Regions from separate parts of the Mus musculus genome. Here all the other regions are linked to region 1. The links are chromatin loops, found by intact Hi-C in ENCODE. Cell type or tissue: left cerebral cortex. All regions are shown on one strand. Links, peaks and the distances in the headings refer to the core of each region. The heading gives the core; the rest is flanking DNA.

What was found. Hi-C counts contacts between places; a loop is a spot of excess contacts. Peaks named below come from ENCODE experiments on the same cell type or tissue, not always from the same donor. Only the 100,000 strongest peaks of a DNase experiment are listed, where the experiment ranks them.
Region 2: a loop joins it to region 1, with 4 times the contacts of the local background. A loop is called at or near these places in 8 of 42 quality-filtered maps.
Region 3: it touches region 1 in a loop (3.0-fold over the local background); 8 of 42 quality-filtered maps call a loop at or near these places.

The regions. Positions count from the first base shown.
Region 1 is chr5:15,930,866-15,934,865 of GRCm38, forward strand. It overlaps Cacna2d1 (calcium channel, voltage-dependent, alpha2/delta subunit 1), which reads left to right and starts at 3,826. Exons shown (of 39, transcript NM_001110844.1): 1 at 3,826-4,000. Gm3510 (a long non-coding RNA gene) reads right to left here and starts at 3,398. Exons shown (of 2, transcript XR_003955870.1): 1 at 1-3,398. In left cerebral cortex, for the core only: no CTCF peak of the experiment used is centred there; DNase peaks (open chromatin) are centred at 2,333, 3,274 and 3,960; H3K4me3 peaks cover 1,931 bases; H3K27ac peaks cover 1,685 bases.
Region 2 is chr5:15,831,172-15,842,728 of GRCm38, forward strand. No RefSeq gene overlaps it. Among named protein-coding and RNA genes, the nearest start is that of 4930519H02Rik, 47 kb to the right of the region's middle. In left cerebral cortex, for the core only: a CTCF peak has its summit at 7,146 (motif pointing right); a DNase peak (open chromatin) is centred at 7,145.
Region 3 is chr5:15,848,077-15,852,076 of GRCm38, forward strand. It overlaps the pseudogene Gm52852. Among named protein-coding and RNA genes, the nearest start is that of 4930519H02Rik, 34 kb to the right of the region's middle. In left cerebral cortex, for the core only: no CTCF peak of the experiment used is centred there; DNase peaks (open chromatin) are centred at 2,334 and 2,509; H3K4me3 peaks cover 463 bases.

The DNA of each region.
Region 1 (4,000 bases), core at 1-4,000:
AGTCAGTATTGTTGACCACTTCAATATTTACTATCTTTTCTTGACGGCTTCCCACTGCTTGGCTGTTGCTAGTGAATGTTTGGATAAATAATTGAATCTTCCTCTTGCTTTGCCTAGGTAGGCCTGTGGACATGCACTTTATATATTGTGCTGTAACTTTCAGACAATAGAATGAAACAATATGCAGTTCCAGCTCTGTTTATGGATTGAAGGCTCTTTCTATGAGATCTAGATTTTAGAGAAAAGTAGGATTTTCTTTTCTATTTTATTTTACTTTATTTTACTTTTTAGTAAAAGTCATGCTTTGGGCCATTATTTTCTATAGGTCCTGAAAGGTGGTTGTGATTAACAAAAGTGACGAGTAAGGAATAGGGAAAATAAAACAACAACAAAAACGCTGAACATGAAGTTATGTGATTAGCAGTTTTAAAGCAGAACTATATAGAAGCTATTGTTGCATTGGGATGTCGTAGTATATGCCTTTAAGTGGATCACAGGACTCAAGAGGCAGACAGAGACAGGTGGATTTCTGTGAGTTCAGGGCCAGCTTAGTCTACACATTGTGAGTTCCAGGACAGCATTAAAGATCAGGGAGCGGGAGGGAGGGAGGGAAAGGGAGGGAGGAAGGGGGGAAGGAAGGAAGGAAGGAAGGAAGGAAGGAAGGAAGGAAGGAAGGAAGGAAGGAAAGGGTGTTGCTTATTTACGGATGTGAGGATGTTTTGCCGAGTGCAATAAATTCAGCAAAGACAATTAACAGTGTACAGCAGCAAATGCATTTAATGTGCTTAGTGCCCACTTAGAAAACAGTTTTCTCATAAAAACTGAATGTCTGCTCTGTCTGTCTGTCTGTCTGTCTGTCATCCATCCATATGCCTTGGGTCAAAGAAAGTTTATTTTAGTTTGTTTATAGAAAACATTTGACTCTACTTCTTAATTTAGAATAGTTGCTTTTTCCATTTTTTAAGTGAAGGCTTTTTTGGTGCCACTTTATTTTTAAAACACTGAAAAAGAGCTCTCCCTCCCTCTCAGGCTTAAAATGTACTACAGACTTTCTTGCCCATTCTCCAGGGACATGATATTTGAAGTTGCTTTCTTCCTCTCCTGAAAGCATTCTCTAAGGAGCTAGAACAGTTGAACCTTCCTGTTCTTTTATCTCTCATTGATATTGAATAATTATTGAGAGTTAACAAGGAGTTATGAATCATATTTGTTTTAAATAAAAAATATTCTCCACGTATTGTCTTTAAACTCCCATAGAAATTATGAAATTCAAGAAAATCCTGCATCAATTCACTAATTTACTTTCCAATTAAAGTGACTTTGCTTAAATGAATTGTAGACATTAATTTTTGGCTTCTTGATCTGGTTTTAGGTGATAATGCAGTCATTTTTACCTTCAGTCCCTGTGATTTGAAAACATTTTAGCTTAAATGACAGATTTTGTTGATATAGGGATTTTTTATTAAAATTAATAGTCTATGATCTGAGCTTTATGGAGCCCCTCCCCAAACCACAATTGAGATGAGAAAAACATAAGTCATTGTGTAAGGATGTGGTCAATCCAGCAGAAGCATAACGAATGCTGGGGAGAATGCTTTGTTTTAGCAATCACAGATACATCTTTTAAAAACTTCATTTTGAATGTCTTCATTAAAAGTTTTCTGTCAACAAAAACAATTAACAGCTAAACTTCACTCTGATAAGTAAAAGACTGAGGTTTGCAGTTGAACAACACCTACCCCTCGAAGTAAGAATTGTAGAAGCAACATCTCTTTATCATAGTTTCAGATATTGGCGAATGTAGTATATCATAAGAGAGAGCTAAAGACATTAAGATATGGCTCAAGGCCAACAAAGTTTATAATAAAATCTGACTTACCTTCTCAAGGACTGTATTACATTCTTTTACTCTATACATCCTTTCTTCTAAAAATTATATACATACATATAAATATATACATATATAATATACAATGGTAGGGAGTCTGAAGCATTAATGAAATAATTGGCATAATATATTATAACGATATTTTAATATAGTCAACCCATTAGGATACCAGCACATTATGTAGACAACAATGAGCATTTAATTCTCTTGTTCTAATTCTATTGCAAGAGAAGATCTGCCTCTGATTCATTAAAAATTGTAAAGGACGGTGGATTTGACTATATGGGTGTCTAATTTTGGGAAGAAAATGTATCTGCAGTTGTAAACTACCCTTCAGAGCTGTAGCTCTGAATCCCATTACAGCCCACTGCATCCCTCCTCATTCCTGCAGCTCTGGTGCCTAGCACAAAACAAACTAAGTTAAGTCGCTCTGGGGTGCCTTTGTGAGGCCACTCAGAGTAGGAAGAAGGAAACAAAGGGCATGATAGAGATGCAGAGGGCATGAAGAAAACAAATAAGTCGTGAAAAGGGAGAGATAAGGGGGACGGGAAAGCTAACCTACCTGGCCAAACATCATAAAATCACAAATACATTTGTGAGCTGGTCGGCAATCACTCCCATCATCACCATCTCTTTGTCTGATCAATTCCGAATGAGTAGAGGTCTATCTACCCGTCTATAAAAGGGGCGATTAACAATCTTCTATAAAAGGGGTTAATAATCTTACAGCCACAACATCATTACAGACTCTTCGCCTTAGTGTGAGGGTCTTTTTTCTTATCAGGAACTGTATTCTCTGACTTCATGTCAAAGTGTTTTCATATCCTTCTGCAAGCAGCTTAAGAATTTGGGCTGTTCCATGAAGCCTTTCTAGCAGCGGCCCACCAAGTCTGTCCTCGAAAGTGGCCTGAGCCAGGCAGGGAAGGTATAAATGAAGACCGATGGTTTTGTTTTGTTTTGTTTTGCTCTTTCTAGAAGGCCCTAGATAGCCTTGCTTCTCCCCAGAGTGGAGGTAAAACCAGCCCTTCCTCCACATTTCAGATGCAATTTGCAGAGGGCCACCTGTTTCTGATGTTAACCTCCGCTCTGTGTTCACACTGAGAAAGTGAATTCAGCAGGCAACAAGCTTGTTCACAAAGCAGTCCAGTGGTCAGGACGGGAAAATTTTCAACCAGTTGGAAGGTTGCTTGCTAAGATGTTGCCAAAGCCCCTTGCAACACTAACCACCCTCTAGCCTTGCTTCTTATGGACGAGTAGGAAAGACATCTTACAGCATCTGCTAGCTTGTTCTGCAATGATTCCCAGAGTCCGCCCCTTGAGGATCTGCCCCCGCCAGGTAAACCAAGTCTACTTGTACGTGGGTGTAGGGCCGCTGGCACCATTAGTTAGAGCCCTGTCAAAGGCCCTAACCCCCTGGCACACCATGAAAACCAGTGCCACCTGGTTGAGTCCACAGCGGCGTTTTCTAAAGCACCACAAACCCCTCCTAGATTTGTTGTTAAATCACTTCATGATTCTTAGGCAGGCAGCGGATTCTACGCCTGGGAGAAGGGCTTGGGGGCCCCTGCCAGATTGTGCAAAAAATAACCCGGAGGAGGCGAGCAAAGTGCTCGGCAGGAGCCTGCGCGAGCGGTAGATACGCGCGGCCGGCCGGTGGTCCCTCGGGGAGCACCTACGGGCTCCGTCCGCTCGGCCTCCGCACGCCCCGCGGCGGGAGCAGGCGACGGCGACTTTGGGAGTTCCTCCCTGCCTTGTACGGAGGGCTGCGCCCGGGCCGTCCCCGCCCGGCTCTGACGCCCGGCCCTCCCGCTGCCCACCCACAGCCGCCTCCCCGAGACCCGCCCGGGGAAGGCAGCCGGAGCCCCGCTCCGGCCACCCCCATCCCCGCAGCCGCCGCGTCCCCGCGCCGCCCCCTCCGCCCCCGCCCCGCCCCCGCCCTCTCCTCGGCGACCGCGGATAAATCAGGGAGGCGAGCGCTGGGAGCCAGAGCGCGCGGGCGCCGGCGGGCTGGCCGAGCTCTGTTTCCACAGTCGCCCTTGATGGCGGCGCAGGCGAGGCAGCCGTGGCACGGAGCGGCAGCCACGCGCTAGAGAGTCCGCCCGGCCCCGCCCG
Region 2 (11,557 bases), core at 5,165-9,164, 95 kb before region 1:
TGTGTTTGTTAAGGGAGACATGAAAACAAGAAGAAAGACAGATTTTGGAAAACAAGTTTGAGAAAATAGAAAAGCAAGATAATATTAGTGTGTGGCTAGATATACTAGATTATAAAAACATGAATGTTTAAGAGCTGAGCAAACTGTATGGAAAGAAATAGACTTACTGTAAAGAATTGTAAGGTATTTACCATTAAACAGATTCACTGATATTATGCTAATGATGTGAATACCTTTCTCTAAGAGCAAGTCAGAATTGTATAGTTTAAGCAAAGGAGGGCATATGATATGCATGAGATAAAGTTTGAGGCAGGAAACTAAAACTACGACTACTTCAGGGTTTTGAGCATAGTGATTTAACTGAGGACTAGGTAATTTAAAAACCAGTTAAAACAGTTGGAAACATGAGCACTGAAAGGAGACTTTCTGGCTGCCTGTGAGTGTGTCTCAATATCTAGTTTCTTTCTCTCTCTCTCCCCCTCTCCCCCTCTCCCTCTCCCTCCCCTCTCTCTTTCCCCCCCTCTCTCTCTCTCCCTCTCTCTCTCTCTCTACCTCTCTCTCTCTACCTCTCTCTACCTCTCTCTACCTCTCTCTCTCTCTCTCTCTCTCTCTCTCTCTCTCTCTCACACACACACACACACACACACACACACACACAAATGGCCAGGGGGGCTGTCAAGTACCATATTATACCAAACGGTGAGAGGTTTGATAAGACTGCTCCATGTATACCACTTATTTAATCCTATGATTGTTTGTTAGTTAATATGGATTTAAGAGGGACTGAATTAAGGTGGAAAGAAAGAAAATGCCACTGATCACTAACCCTCAGTTTCTAGCATCTAAGGTAACGTGGTCCTTTCGACAGAGACAGAAAATTTGGCAGACCTCACAGAGAACTGTCTCCTTCCAGGTTAGTCTGTAATCATATATTCCCTTTAAGGTAGATGATCAATGTGTTTTTAGAAATCCTTCAGAAGTTGCACTTACACTGTGCAGAATTCGACTTCTCATTTCAAGCTGGTCTTGCAAGCTCAGTGTACCTTCTGAATTATTTTCCTTCTAAAGAAATGAGAAAAGTTATGGATAAAACAAGCGCCAACTTCTGAAAGAATACCATCATAGTGTTTTAGTTGTTCAAAATCGTCCCTAAATATTGGATGTGATCATCACAGTTTTATAATTTTAAAATGTCAGTGAGAAAATATTGCCCATGGTCATTACCTTTCTAAGAATATAATGCACAGCTGTTAATCACCAACTCCATTCATCCAGTTTACATAAAGCCATAGCCAGTCTACTGCCTACATTCCAGCCTACATTTTACTTTTTACAGACCTTCCATTTGGACTAAAAACCAGGATCCTTGCCAGTAACAACCACCTCCAATGTTTTCAATATTGCTACAATCACCCTGGCAACGCAGAAGGCAGGACATAAATAGTTGCTCTGCCAAACATATCTATTGCTTTGTTATGCTTGTGGGAGTTAGTGTTGTCAAGGGGAGTTTAGACAAAAGTTAAAAGTCAATTTTGACCTATTAATGGCAAGCTATTATTTTAAAAAGTACACTTGTGTTTTATTTATGTAAACAAGTATGCAGAAATGCAAACAAAATATAAACTCTATTATGATTGAGAAAAAGTCTTACTTTTTTCTCAGCAACAAGGACCAGCAAATAATCAGTAAATGCCTTTTAAATGGGTGAAATTATCTAATATAAGTATGTTTTTAAAATCAAAGCTGAAGGTTTAACATAATTTATATCATTGCTTTAGTAATACTAAAACAAGGGGAACGCCAGGGCCAAAAAAAAAAAAAAAATGGAAATGAGTGGGTAGGGAAGTGGGGGGGAGGGTATGGGGGACTTTTGGGATAGCATTGGAAATGTAATTGAGGAAAATATGTAATAAAAAATATTAATTAAAAAAAGAAAAAATCCAATAAAAAAATTAAAAATTAAAAAAAAGTAATACTAAAACATTTTTAAAACCAAGATTGGCTATGTAGTTCACCTGGGAGACAGTTTGCCTATATGCATGATGCTTCCTGGATTTCACTAAGGGCACTCCCTAAACCATACACACCTTAGATCCAGTGATAGGCAAGAAGAGGGAGGAGAATCAGAAAGTAGGGCTATCTTTGGCTACATAATGAATTTGAGGCCACCCTCATCTGTATGAGGCCCTGTAGTAAAAGAAATGGAAACCATAATCTAGAATTTTTTAAAATCTCAGCATTGTTAATGGATACAGAGTTGGTTCATTGTTTTATTCTAGTAAACTATAGAGATATGAGGTAATGAGAATAACCAGAAACAATGCCACTGGATACTATCAACATTGTGTTAAAATGAAGATAAAATACATACTTTTTATAGTTTTATGGAACTTAGCCTCCCAACTCCTTAATCCACAGCACATGTGCTAGATATTTTGCTAAGAAGAACGTAGACCTCAAGAGATCAACAAAATATAGCATGATTCTTCAGTAGTCAGGATAGAATTAGGCCTACCCTAAACTGATGATTAACAGGTCACATAATTACTCTTTAGGTGTCCCTTACAATCTCCAATGCTCCCAATCCTTTATAGAGTTAGAAAACAAAAATCAGGATCATACTATAGAGGTAACTCAGTTTTACTTTCTTTAATGTCTGTCATCAATATTCCCTAATAGTGATCTTGGCATTTCCCCCATGATTTGGGGAGTCTCTATTTTCAAAGGATAGTGACGGTGGGAAGAAAAGCAGCAGGGAGCTCACATGTTAGTACTAAGGAATGCTTTTCTAAATCAAACTGATTTTTGGAAGCAGTCATGTGTGCAATGTATTTGTATCACTTCAGAAAGAATAACCTGATATAAACCAAGCATTTAAGTGAGAGGCTACCATGGAAACAGAGATGCATTACTGACTTTGCATTCAAGCAAATAGCTTGGCACATAGGAAGAACATGGAATTTGGAAATAGAGAACTCAGGTTTCCAATTTTACTCCAACATTTACCCTTCTCTCACTTGGGCAAATTACTTTGAGTTTGACTTGTCAAATAAAAGAAAATGTATAATAATAAAAATTAATAGCAACCTTTGGCTTTCAGGGATACAAAAGCTCAAATTGGTCATGTAAGATCATATCAGTTCTGAAATTATAGCGATCTTAATATGTATAAGGGCACTCTATGATGTTTGTGAAACAACAAAAACACATTAAAAACATCTTTATTAGGACACATTTCCATTGTGAAATGTAGCAATGTAAATTATTCATGATTATAATGACATCTTGATTATTATGGCTACCCCATGACACAATATAGAATATACATTACAATGTTTTAATATTACAAAAGAAAAATTTGGCATAGAAATGATAAAGAATCATAGCAAAGGTAAAATAAAAAGAGTCTTTAAATTAGAAATTAACCCCTATCATCTAAGGAATGTATTTTTCAGGACTCTTGGGTATGACTATGTAGCATGCAATTTTACCATGTCCTAGATGCCTTTGTTTTATGATTAGTTACCGCAGACCCTCTGGGTCCCTTTTTCTGCATGGAACAGGTCTCTGGTCACAGGTGGGCAAAGAGTCAGTGAAAGACAGACAGACCAACACGCGAGATTGTGTAGAATCTGAATATAGTTTGTCAAATTGAGCTTCAAAGTTCTTATACAGAAGAAAATAGGGAAGTTAGGTGACACATGGAAAGGTACAAATGAGGTTACTGGATGCTTAATAACTCTTACACAAAACAGAGGAATGAAAACACAAAGACTGGCAGGAACTGGGCAATAAAACAACTGAGACAAAGTCAGCTCTATCTAAGGTCAGCTATAGTCTTAGAAGCCAGGTGTGAGGTCTTTACACTCCCGGGGCAAGGGCTTTCACACCCAAATCATGGTTCTAATTAGGGAGTTCCACTCTAGCTAACCTTCTCATGAATAATGCAATACTCTAAAACCACAGCCTGATCTACTTCCTAAACCATTGTAAATTCCTGTATATGGGAGCAACTTGGCTTTTATTCTAAGTGATAGTGTAATACCAGAGGCAATTCTGAATGTCACTGAATAGGCAACATTGAATTCCAAGCCCATGGTCAGCTCAAGGACTTTCTAGGACGTTGGAACACTGGCGAAGGCTTAACTATGTCAGAATTCAATCCTAAAAGGCACTTATAATAAGATAATACTAAAAGAGAGCAAGTGGATCCATACACCAGACTAACGCGGGGATAGGGTATGAATATATGAGTTATGAGAACGCCAAAGCTCCAGGAGGTGAGTTCCTTTTGAAACTCTTTGCCTTGTGAGTGCTCCCAGGCCTCTCGGCCTGCCAAGCAGACTTCACTGGAGTGTGCATGCGTGGCAATTAGTCTGTATTTTTAATGGAATGGAGTGAAGAGGGCTACTAGTGCTTTTTTATTATTTGTTTGTTTGTCCAGGCAAACCATAGATTCAATTTGTAGATAACAGATATCTGCAAAAGAGCTATGGTGTTTAGTAGAGTAGAGATCAAGAGAATAGTATCACAAAATCCATGCCTTATTAAAAGGATTATGGGAGTTTCACAAATATTGTGAAAGATAATTATTTGCAGAAAGAATAAAAATGTTGATCTTCCAGCAAATAAATGATACAAACCACTTGAGAGGCCTGTGAAAGAACAAACTGTGTCATCTTCAGATACTATAATAAATACGATCTTCAAGACAAATGAAATAGCAGACCCCCCCCCCCCCACACACACACACACATCCAAACTTCTGGAAGGTGGAGATTTGGGATAAAGGTTCTAGCATCCGGTAGTCTTGATTGTGTTCTAGTGACTGCTCTCCTCTGAGCTTGTAGATGGCTGCCTTCTTCCTGTGATGTGAGAGATAGGTAGATAGATAGATGGGTGGATGGATGGATGGATGGATGGATGGACAGACAAAAAGACAGACAGACAGACAGACAGACAAATAGATAGATGGTAGATGATAGATATAAATGGGAAGAAAGATGGATGGATAGATAGATAGATAGATAGATAGATAGATAGATAGATAGATAGATAGATAGATAGATAGATAGATAATTTATAATTTATGACCATAATGGTAATTGTGGTTATCTTATGACAGAATACAGTCATAGGATAATACACTGTCATTTTTAAATTTTTATTTATTATTATTAATTATTTATTTACATTCCAAATATTGTCCCCCTTCTTGGTCCCCCTTCCCAAGTTCTTCACATCATCTTCCCTCCCCTTTGCTTCTGAGGGGTTGCTTCCCCACCCACCCACTGCCATCTCACCCTTTCCCTACAGCATCAAGTTTCTACAGGATTAAGTGCATCCTTTCCCACTGAGGCCAAACAATGCAGTCCTTTGCTACATATGCAGTGGGGGCCATGGCCCAGCCAATGTATGCTCTCTGATTGGTAGCTTAGCCCTGGGAACTGTGCAGGCTCCAAGTTAGTTGATATTGTTGTTCTTCCAATGAGATTTGCCATCCGCTTTAGCTCCTTCAGTCCTTCCCCTAACTCTTCCATAGAGGTCCCTGACCTCAGTCACAATGGTTGGCGGTAAATAATGGCATCTGTGTCAATCAGCTACTGGTAGAGCCACTCAAAGGCCAGCCATGCTATGCTCCTGTCTACAAGCACAACACCCTTCACAATACTCACAAATAATATAAAATATCTTGGTGTAACACTAACTGAGCAAGTGAAAGATTTGTATGACAAGAACTTCAGGTCCCCGAGGAAATAAATCAAAGACTTCAGAAGATGGAAAGATCTCCCATGCTCATGGATTGGTAGGATTAACATAGTAAAAATGGCCATCTTACCAGAAGCAATCTAGGGATTCAATGCAATCCTCATCAAAACGTCAACACAATTCTTCACAGACATGGAAAGAGCAATTCTCAACTTCATGTGGAATAACAAAACACCCAGGATAGTAAAAACAATTCTCAACAATAAAAGAACTTCTCAGGGAATCACCATCCATCTCATTTCTTATAATCACTACCACATCATGAGGGGTCCACTCTCAAACCTCGTCTGAATTTAAGTACTTCTCAACAGTCTCAAAGTATTATCTCCATTGCCATCTCCTTGGGAGTTCAGGCCGTTGCATCTGGGCTTTGGAGAAGCACCGGCCTTCCACTCACAGAGGAAAGAGAACTCAGTGGCTTGCTCTCAAATAGGATGAAGTCGATGGTACTTTGTTTTACTAAAACTAAACTGAATTTACTGTTAAAGCAACTACCTAAACTATCGTGTTTACTTCTCTACATGTCCTTGAAAACATACAACAGCACAAAAATCAATTCAGTCTCTTCATGGAATTTACAAAGTGTAAAGGCTATATATGTGAAAATAGATAACCGAGTCTAAACTACCACTCTTATCAGCAGCCACTCATGGTGAGGAGAAGCCAGAAGTGATTAAAAAAAGGGGATATAATGAATAAGCTGAAGAGCGTAAGAACAAAGGGCAAAAAGGCACAAAAGGATGGGCACGAAAGGGAAGACATGTCCAGTAGAAGCTTAAAACAACACCAGGTTGACCAATGGCAACCTGCATGGTCAGCTGCAAAGTTAACTAAAGATAGAGAAACTAAACGAAACTAAAGATAAAGGTGGAGGGAACTCCAACACTGGATTCCAGGATCAGGATTCAACAAAGACTTTAAGGATGGACAGACAGAATTTCTAGATAGTAGATTTTTCATGTTCAAAATGAATGTTTCTGACTTAATTTTTTTTTTCTGAGGCAACGTTCAGCTTAGTGTGTGTGTGTGTGTGTGTGTGTGTGTGTGTGTGTGTGTGTGTGTGTGTGCGCGCGCGTGCGTGCGTGCGTGTGTGTGTGTGTGTGTGTGTGTGTGTGTGTGTGTGCATTCTGTGATGCCATCCATTGAATTGGCTCTTGTACTCCCGCATTCTATCAGTTAAGACAACAGGAGAAAGGAAGAGAAAGGAAGAGTGGATACTTTCATCTCCAACGTTTTCCTGGACAAACTTCCTTCCTGAGGCAATGAAATAGTTGTCAATTTTGGAGAGGTTCCAAAACGTCCTTTCCGTGTCTCTGGCCTCTACTCAGCCACAAAAATTTGAATTCCTTGCGGTTTAGACACCGAGCTAAGATCCACCAGATGGCGCCAAAACTATAGCCTGCGCCTTAAGATGCGTCCAGAGACCAACCTTGGAAACCACTTCAACAGGTCAGTTCCTGTACCTATGAACAAGAAACAACCCTTGTTCTGTGTAGTTGAATTTTTACAGCACATTTCTCAGATTCCTTCAGGGATTTTTCGTGGTTATATTATTTCTCTTTGGTAATTTGTATTTTCTTCTTAGGAAATAGGCATCTTTACGGTACAAGCCCATGGTCTCAAAATGGGGGGTGGGGGTGGGGGCGGGGGCGAGTCACGAGGAGTTCAAAGGCAGCCAAGATTGTTAAATGAGCTGTATTCTTCATACCGTTCTATTTCCTCGTTTTTAAACTTTAAGAAAACCAAGTGAAAGTTTTATAAATTCCCAGAGGCAAGCATAGTTAACACAGTATACTTAATAAAATGGTGTCAAACACCAGCCTAAGGACGAATAGCTAAGCAGTGCCCCAGCTCTCAGAGGTCATTATGCTCAGCATTCTGCGAAGGATGCTAGACCACCAATAACATAATGAGCTCTGGACATCCAACTTTCTCCTTGGAGCTATTAGGAGTCAGCCTCTTGGAATTTTGTCTAAGATGAACAGGTACACAGAAAAATCATACTGTCTTTCTTGTCTTTTTTTCAAAGGCAGGGGCCATCTAAGGCCAGGGTGTTGTTTATAATTTAGTAATATTAGTGGGCAATGTTGAACGGTCTACCTTAGGACATCAGTGTCCCCATGACCCTTTTCATATCCCTACTGATGTGTACCTAGACCTTACTAAATTTCTATATGTTTGTTCAGTATGCTATTGCAAAACCAGTTCTCAAGCCTCCAACAGGGGTACAGCGTTGCTGTATGTATACTTACACATATACACACAGTTGTAAAATAGTTTCTTACAGCCGAGCTGAAGGTTGCCTCAGAGAAAAATAAATCACAAGCATTCATTTTGAACATGAATAATCTGCTGTGTAGGAAAAAAACTCATTGAAAAACCCAGCTAAGTTGTAGAAGAGGATGGACGTGTTAGAAAAGATAAGCCTTGTTGATGTTTGCCTCTTAAACCAGCAATTTCTTGACAAGCCTTGGAGAAATTCGGGTATTAGCTATCTGGTATCATGTGGGAACAGTTCCTCTGACAGACCCTTCCACTACCTAATTGTTGGTTTGGATTTCCTAATTTCCATTGTCTGGAGGCTGTGTTATCAAAGGGATGAGTGGTGGAGTTTTGCTGTTGTTGTTGATGTTGTTATTTGTTGTTTGTGTTTTTCATTTTTGTTTCTTTTATTTTTGTAAGAAAAGTGTAAATGTTCAATATCAAAATGGAGAGCACCTCATTGCGAATTCAAATCACTGATCTCTTACGTGATCTGCTGCTAATTGCTTGCTTTCTTATTCAATTTTCTTGTGTACTTGTTTCTTTACGTTAAAGGCAGCAGAAATAAAATCACTCCCACGTGGGCATGCTTGAATATGACTCTGCTTATGATGGCATCTGATACTTAGGACATCTTCAACAGAGTTACTTACGGTCACTATCATTGCCACCCCACAGACACAACTTTATTCAAGGTAAATTTATACTAATCTGCCATATTAATATAACTTGAATATAAAATCTTGAAACACAACTTCAGACCTCAAATATTGGCTCTTTAAATTCTCACTACTATGTACAAAATGTGTGAGAGAGAGAGAAAGAGAGAGAGGAAGAGAGAGAGAGAGAGAGAGAGAGAGGGTAATGGTTGACAAAAGACTATTAGAACAATGGGGATATTGGAGATAACACTATCATTATACAGAACAAGAAGAAGCAAAAAGCTTGCAAGTCATGTGGTTACTTAACTCCACTTGACAAAAACATATTTTGAAGTGCTTTGAGATTTCATTATTAGATGTTCATTGTAGTGATCCAAGAATACATTTAAATATTCAAATGAAAATTTAAATATCTCCTTTAAAAATTCTGCCACCTATAGAGAGCTGTTTTGTGTATGTTTTACAACTTTTGAAGACAAGATATTGGCTTTGTAATTCTTTTGAAAATCTCTTCTTTACATTTATAAAGATTGGAGGAGAGTAAGAGTATGCTGTATTCAGGAGACCTACTCAGGAGTCAGTGATAAAGGCTGAAAAATAGTAAGCTCATGTAGAAATTCTAGGTAGGGCAAAAGCCTGGTGTAGTCCAGGAGTGTTAGGGCTGGGAGTTCCACTGAAATAGATGGATATAAAGAAATAGTCATTTAAAACAGTATGGCTAGTTAGAAGTCTAAAGATGATGGCAGCTTAGTTCAGGTAGTGATGCTTTAAAAATATGCTATTTGGTGTGGACCTATTTAAAATTTTATCCCAAAAGGTAGGTGTGTGATGAATAAGAACTGAGGCTTTGCTAAGCAACCGTGTCAGCAGCTAAGGGGGATCAAGCTTTGTATGTGGATAAAGATAAGATAGAAACATATTTACTGGTTTAGGGAAGAGTACAAAGTAATCTTATTTGTAGGAGGTAGAGAAAAATCTAACTTCAGTGGGACCCCATACCCTCATACCCTTCCAGTGGAGTTGGAGTTAACATTTGCCCCATGATCTGGAGTTCTGCAGAGACCTCTGGGATACAAATGGAAATGCAGGTCCATCATCAGCACTTTGTGGTCTTTGAAATCAAAAGAATGGATGAGACCACCTGGGAAAGCTCAGCAGAAGGACTTGGAAGATGTGGGATATTCCCGCAAAGGCTGCAAAACCAGCAGAAGCCCGAGGAGCAGGCAAGGCAAGACGAAGCCTTAGGAGCTTGTGAGGCAAGGACAGTGTCCTACGTGGGAAGTACCAAGATGTGTAAATGTTTGTCATCCTGATTCTGTGATGGAGCAGCAGCAATATGGAAGTCACTCATGACTGTCCCATTCAGTTAGAAAAAAAATATTTTTATACCTTCCTAATTTTTTATGTCGTGAATGCTTCTTCACGCTCGCTCAATAATAACTGCTACTGCTTCAGTGTGAAAGCAGTCAGAAGAGAAATTACAGAATGCCACTTTCAAGACTACTTTCAAGAGAAGAAAGAAAGGCAAATGTCATGGAAGAAATCTGACCCAGTTATCTGAGGGGTCTCTGAGAAGTGATTTTCCAAACCCCCTTTATTATCTGAGAGGAGGGTGATATGCCACAGTCCTGTGGTCCATGCTCTGGTTCATTGTAAACGCGGGGTGGGCGGGGAGAGGGATGTGGGGAAGTTAATGGAGAAGGGGGGGGGGGGCACTAAACAAGAGAAGCAGATAGGGAAGTCTGTTGATTGCGATATTTGAGGGAAAAGTAAAATCTTTTATCCTCTTATACTGACCAGGTTCCCAGAATGGACATGTCCACGTCTTAGAAGTACAGAGCAGCTCTGGTAACTTCTGGCAAGTGTTTGAGCTGAAACTGGCTCGGGCTTAAATGTGAAAGAAATGAGTCCATAACCACAATATTTAATCCAGATATTGTCAAACAATCCCGTGCTCCTTTGACTTGAGGGATTGTCTTGGCACCCACAGGCTATCCCATCTATAACCCCGCAAAGAATTGATTTTGAATCAGAGGCACTTTAGGCGAATTGTGAAGCTATGAGCCCCACTTAATGCTGAGAGATGTCAAAATGTGATGCGCTGAAAAGTCAGTAGTATTTCAGAGCTCTGACAAGAGTCACGGACACTCTTGGCAGCAAGTAGACCAGACTGTTGGCCCAGAGCGCCTAGCTGCACACTCGGTGCCCAGTATACTCCCTTGGCTCTCTGTCCTCTCTCCTCCCCCAACAAATACATTTCCCTAGGCAAGTACTTTCCAGGTCAGAATATTTTTCTATGTTCAAATTTGGAACCTCCTCATAAAAGGATTTTAGAGAGCTGGATGTAGTCATGCCTGTAACTAAGCACTCTGGGGGCAGAAGCAGGAAGATCTCAAGTCTGGCTTCAAGGTCAGCCTAAGCTGCGTAGTGAGACTCTGCCCAAAAATCAATCAATCAATCAATCAATCAATCAATCAAACAAACAAACAAAAACAAAAGTTAGCAACAAAGCTGAATCTGAAAGAGGCATAGCAATGATTATTCTCTGATGGAAATGACATCCACGGTTTGACTTTTCTTTCTTCTTTTTTAACTTTAAAATTTTTTTTAAAAAGATTTATTTATTTGTTATGTATACAGTGTTCTGTCTGCATGGACACCTGCAGGACAAAAGAGGATTTAATTATAGATGGTTGTGAGCCACCATGTGGTTGCTGGGAATTTAACTCAGGACCTCTGGAAGAGCAGCCAGTGCTCCTAAACTCTGAGTTATCTCTCCAGCCCAAATTATCTATTTTTAAAAAAATGCTTTAATGATTCTTTGAGAGTTTCACATCTTATACCCAAGTCCCACTCATCCCCCA
Region 3 (4,000 bases), core at 1-4,000, 83 kb before region 1:
GTAAATGAGTGAAATAATTAAATTTTTACTAAGCATTTCAATCTCTATTTGGGATAGATACTAGTAGAGGATGGTTTCTTCCTAAAATCCAATAATATGTCCAGTCAATAAACTTGGCTTTCTTCAAAAAGGAAAGTGTTTATTTGCTCTTGAAAAGTTTTCTTCTTTATCCCCCAGGCAGAAGGCATTCAGATGACATCCTTCTCCCCCCCTCCCCCCAGAGGACAGTGATCATTAATAGCAATGGCAGTTGTGGCTAAACAACAAAGCCAGCTTCTCTCTCTCAGGAGAGAAGGCGGTGCCTCTGCTTGGTCCCCAGAACTCGACAGGCCCCGAGAAAGTTCTCCCATAACCACCTATAGCAATGAGTCCAAAAAGTATTGTCTTTGAAAATACTTCTTTTGAGACACTCGGATACTTTATGTTACTGATCCATTGAATTCGCTCACATCCTGGAGATGATTATGAAAAGAAACAAAGGTTGTGTGCAATTTAGTTGTTGATTCAACAATGCTCAACTCACTTTAGCTACTTACCATGAAACTAACTCAATGCTACATTAATTACATGTATATATTCAGTTGTTGGGAGTTTCAATATGTATTCTTTTTGACGAGCTGCACTTGGTATGAGATAGTCAGTTGGCCAAATGTTGGCTGTGCAAGCCTGATCCCCCGAACCCATGTAGAGAGCAAGGTTACCCCGGGCCCCCCTTGCTTGTCAGTCAAGCCATATCAATGATCCATAGGACCAATGAAACACGCTGTCTCACAAAAACAAAGTAGAAAGTTCTCAAAGAACAATACCCATGCTGGCTTCTGGTTTCCACATTCACCCTCAACACATGCACACATACATTTGCACCCAAATATGCATGAACACACATAAAGACACATACAAAGTAAAAACTAGTAAATGAACTGAGCTCAAAACACGTTGACTACTTATAAAACACTGTTTAGTTAACTTGAGGGTTTAAGTATTTAAAAGGGGAAAATAAAGTTTTTATCCAAACATTCATAGGAAAATAGTACGCTATACATACATATAATATTTGAAAATACGTTTTATCTGAAAATAAATTTGAAAAAGCATATAGATTGCGTTTTAGGAAGATGTTATTAAAGGGAGAAAATGTACCGATGTTTATGTAGTGGAGGTACTTCACCGTGACACACTCTCTATTTGTCACAAACACAGGAAAATCTGACCCTATCCTCACAGGCAGGTACATAGAAATTCATCTGTGTGGTTTTATCAGTCCAATTCAGTCCTTCATTCCTCTTACCCATGTGTGTAGAGGATAGTTAGGCAGAGGCAAAAACTAGGGTATGCAACTGATTTGGAAATATAGAACTTCTTGAAAATATAAATGTTGTATTTTTAGATTTGTTAAAGCACATTTTCTGTTTTGTCAAAATGAATATAGTAAATTCTCTAATAATTTCATTTAGCTGACTTTATACCAAAAGTGACGTGAATGTTGGGGCCATATGTTCATGGCATGGCATAATCTGATCAGAATAAAATAGTAGAAGGTTCTGCTTCATCACAACTTAATTACACATTCTTATTAGAACAGAGATTCATAGCTTCCAGTCCTATATTTTATCTTATTTTTAATTAGTTTCAGTAAGCCAGATGACAACGTTTGGCGTGATCCCGTAGGCACTGCACAAAGAATGTAGTTATAAACGGACACAGCTACCAGTTACTAGTAGTAACAGTTATTACACATATTTTATCTTATAATAAGTAAAACATTTTGTCTTGGGTTTCTATTTGCCACACAGTTTTAAATTTGTATACTAAATTGATCATAGAACTTTATATTTATAAGTGATTTAAATTCCTTGAAACCAAGTAGCATGCTTGCTATACTAACAGTTAGCATTGATGTCTATTGAAAGAATTAAATGAAGCAATATATACAAAAGCATCTTCACTTTTTGCTTATAGATTATATATTCATTTTCTCTCTTTTTGTAAGGTATAGGAGTGCTTTTTTTTTTTTTTTTTTTTTGTCTTTTTCATCTGGTTACTTTGCTGAATGCAAATTCACATGCCCCATAACAGGCTAAAATATCTCTGACCTTTATTACTCAAGCTTCCCCCCTCCCCCATTTATTAGAGAGCTCTGTGAGCTATTATTCACAAATCATTATTTCTGACGCCATTCTCTGAGGTGTGAGCATCTGCTAGCTGCTAACAGAGGGTGCAGCTGTTGTTCGGAGACTGTCTATGCTATGTTGCCAAGCAACCACTGCAAACCACATCCCAGGGCAGGTTGCTTGCCCAGGCGCACCTGCCTGCCGACCCAGCTATTTATTTAATTAAAAATCTGTTCCTGCACAACAGCTTGGCCAGAAAGGCAACAGCAGCGATCGATTACAACTATATTAAATGACCTACCCACATTGTTTCATTGACTATCCATTGCAAAGCAAAGGTGTCTCTGGCCACTGCCACTCACTCTTAATGACTTTGCAAGAAGTATGTAAGAGCAAACTGTGGATGGATTCTATTTGCATTCAGAGGTGCTGAAAAACAATCTGTCAGGAACAACGCTGCATATAATGTGCCCAAAATAAAATGTCTCATCAACAAGAGAGCTTCCACCAGGATAACACTGCAGTTGTATGTAATGAAAAGGGGAATTTAAAATATGCATGTACTGGTCATTGAGAGTTGTTTTCCTAGTCTGAGTTGCCTTGTTTTTCCTGTCAGTTAGAGAAAAAAAAAAGCTGGTCATGTTAGGTGCATTCGCGTCTACTGTTACGTCACTCTGGTGTCATTCCATCCTTCCTATTTTAAAAGCTGACAGAGTTCCTTTATGTCAACTGTATTTTATGACAAATAAAACTATCATGAATTAATGCCCCTCACTAAAATTTCTTTTTCAAAACTGGGTGCATTGGCAATGTCTATTTATTTGCCAATGGCATTCTGTCCTTTGAGGTGCCTTCTAGGTACACACACACACACACACACACACACACATTTTGAGGAACAACTCTATCTAATAAGACTTTTTGAGAATGAAAACAATAAGTCTTTCTTGCACCTGCATGATACATTTATTTTTAATATTTGAGGTGAGGACATCACAATAGGACTCCAGGGTTAAAATATTCTTTTCTACATTTTATGGTCGCTACTCAAGTCAACAAGGGTCATTATTAACAATTCAGTGTAGTGTTTGTAATGACATCAATACCAGCATAAATTATTATTTCAAATCCTAAAATTAATTTACTTTGTATGGAATAAAAATTATTTTGTCAAGGAGAGCTTGGTTTCCAAAAAGGTATTCAATAAAATATAAATGACAAAGATTTTATGTGAAGAAAGGCTCAGATTTAAAGGATATAACCAAACTTTTAGAACAATGTTCATATATGTACCTGTTTATATGAATGAATCCAAAGTACCTTAACACTATAACCATAAAATTGAAATTAAGCCATCTACCAGCATTCCAATATTCTTCCTGACTTTATGTATTTCTTATTTCTGTACAAAACTTAGACGTTTCAGTTTTCTATGCTTCCTTATGCTGTACTTATATTACACTTTTCTTGTTGTTGAGGCTGATGTTACTTCTGGTGATTATCAACAATGTTTAGAGATCTGATAATATAGCCCAATGGTACAGTGCGAGCCCAGCATGTGCAAGGTCATGGGTTCAGACCTTACTCCACAGAAATAGACTAACAAAATAAAGCTTAACCTTAGTGTCTATCCTTACTTCTTTTCCCTTACCACGCAATAACATGTATCTGGAATATTTCATTGCATGTATGTAGTGATTTGAATACGAATTTCCTAGGCTAGTAGATTTGAACACTTGGTCACCAGGGAGTAGCACTATTAGGAGTGTGACCATGTTGGAGGAAGTGTGTCACTGTGAGTGGACTTCAAAGTCTTAAGACACTCAAGCCAGGCCCAGTGTAGCTCTCTCTTCCTGGTACCTGCTGATCCAGATGTAGAACTCTTGGCT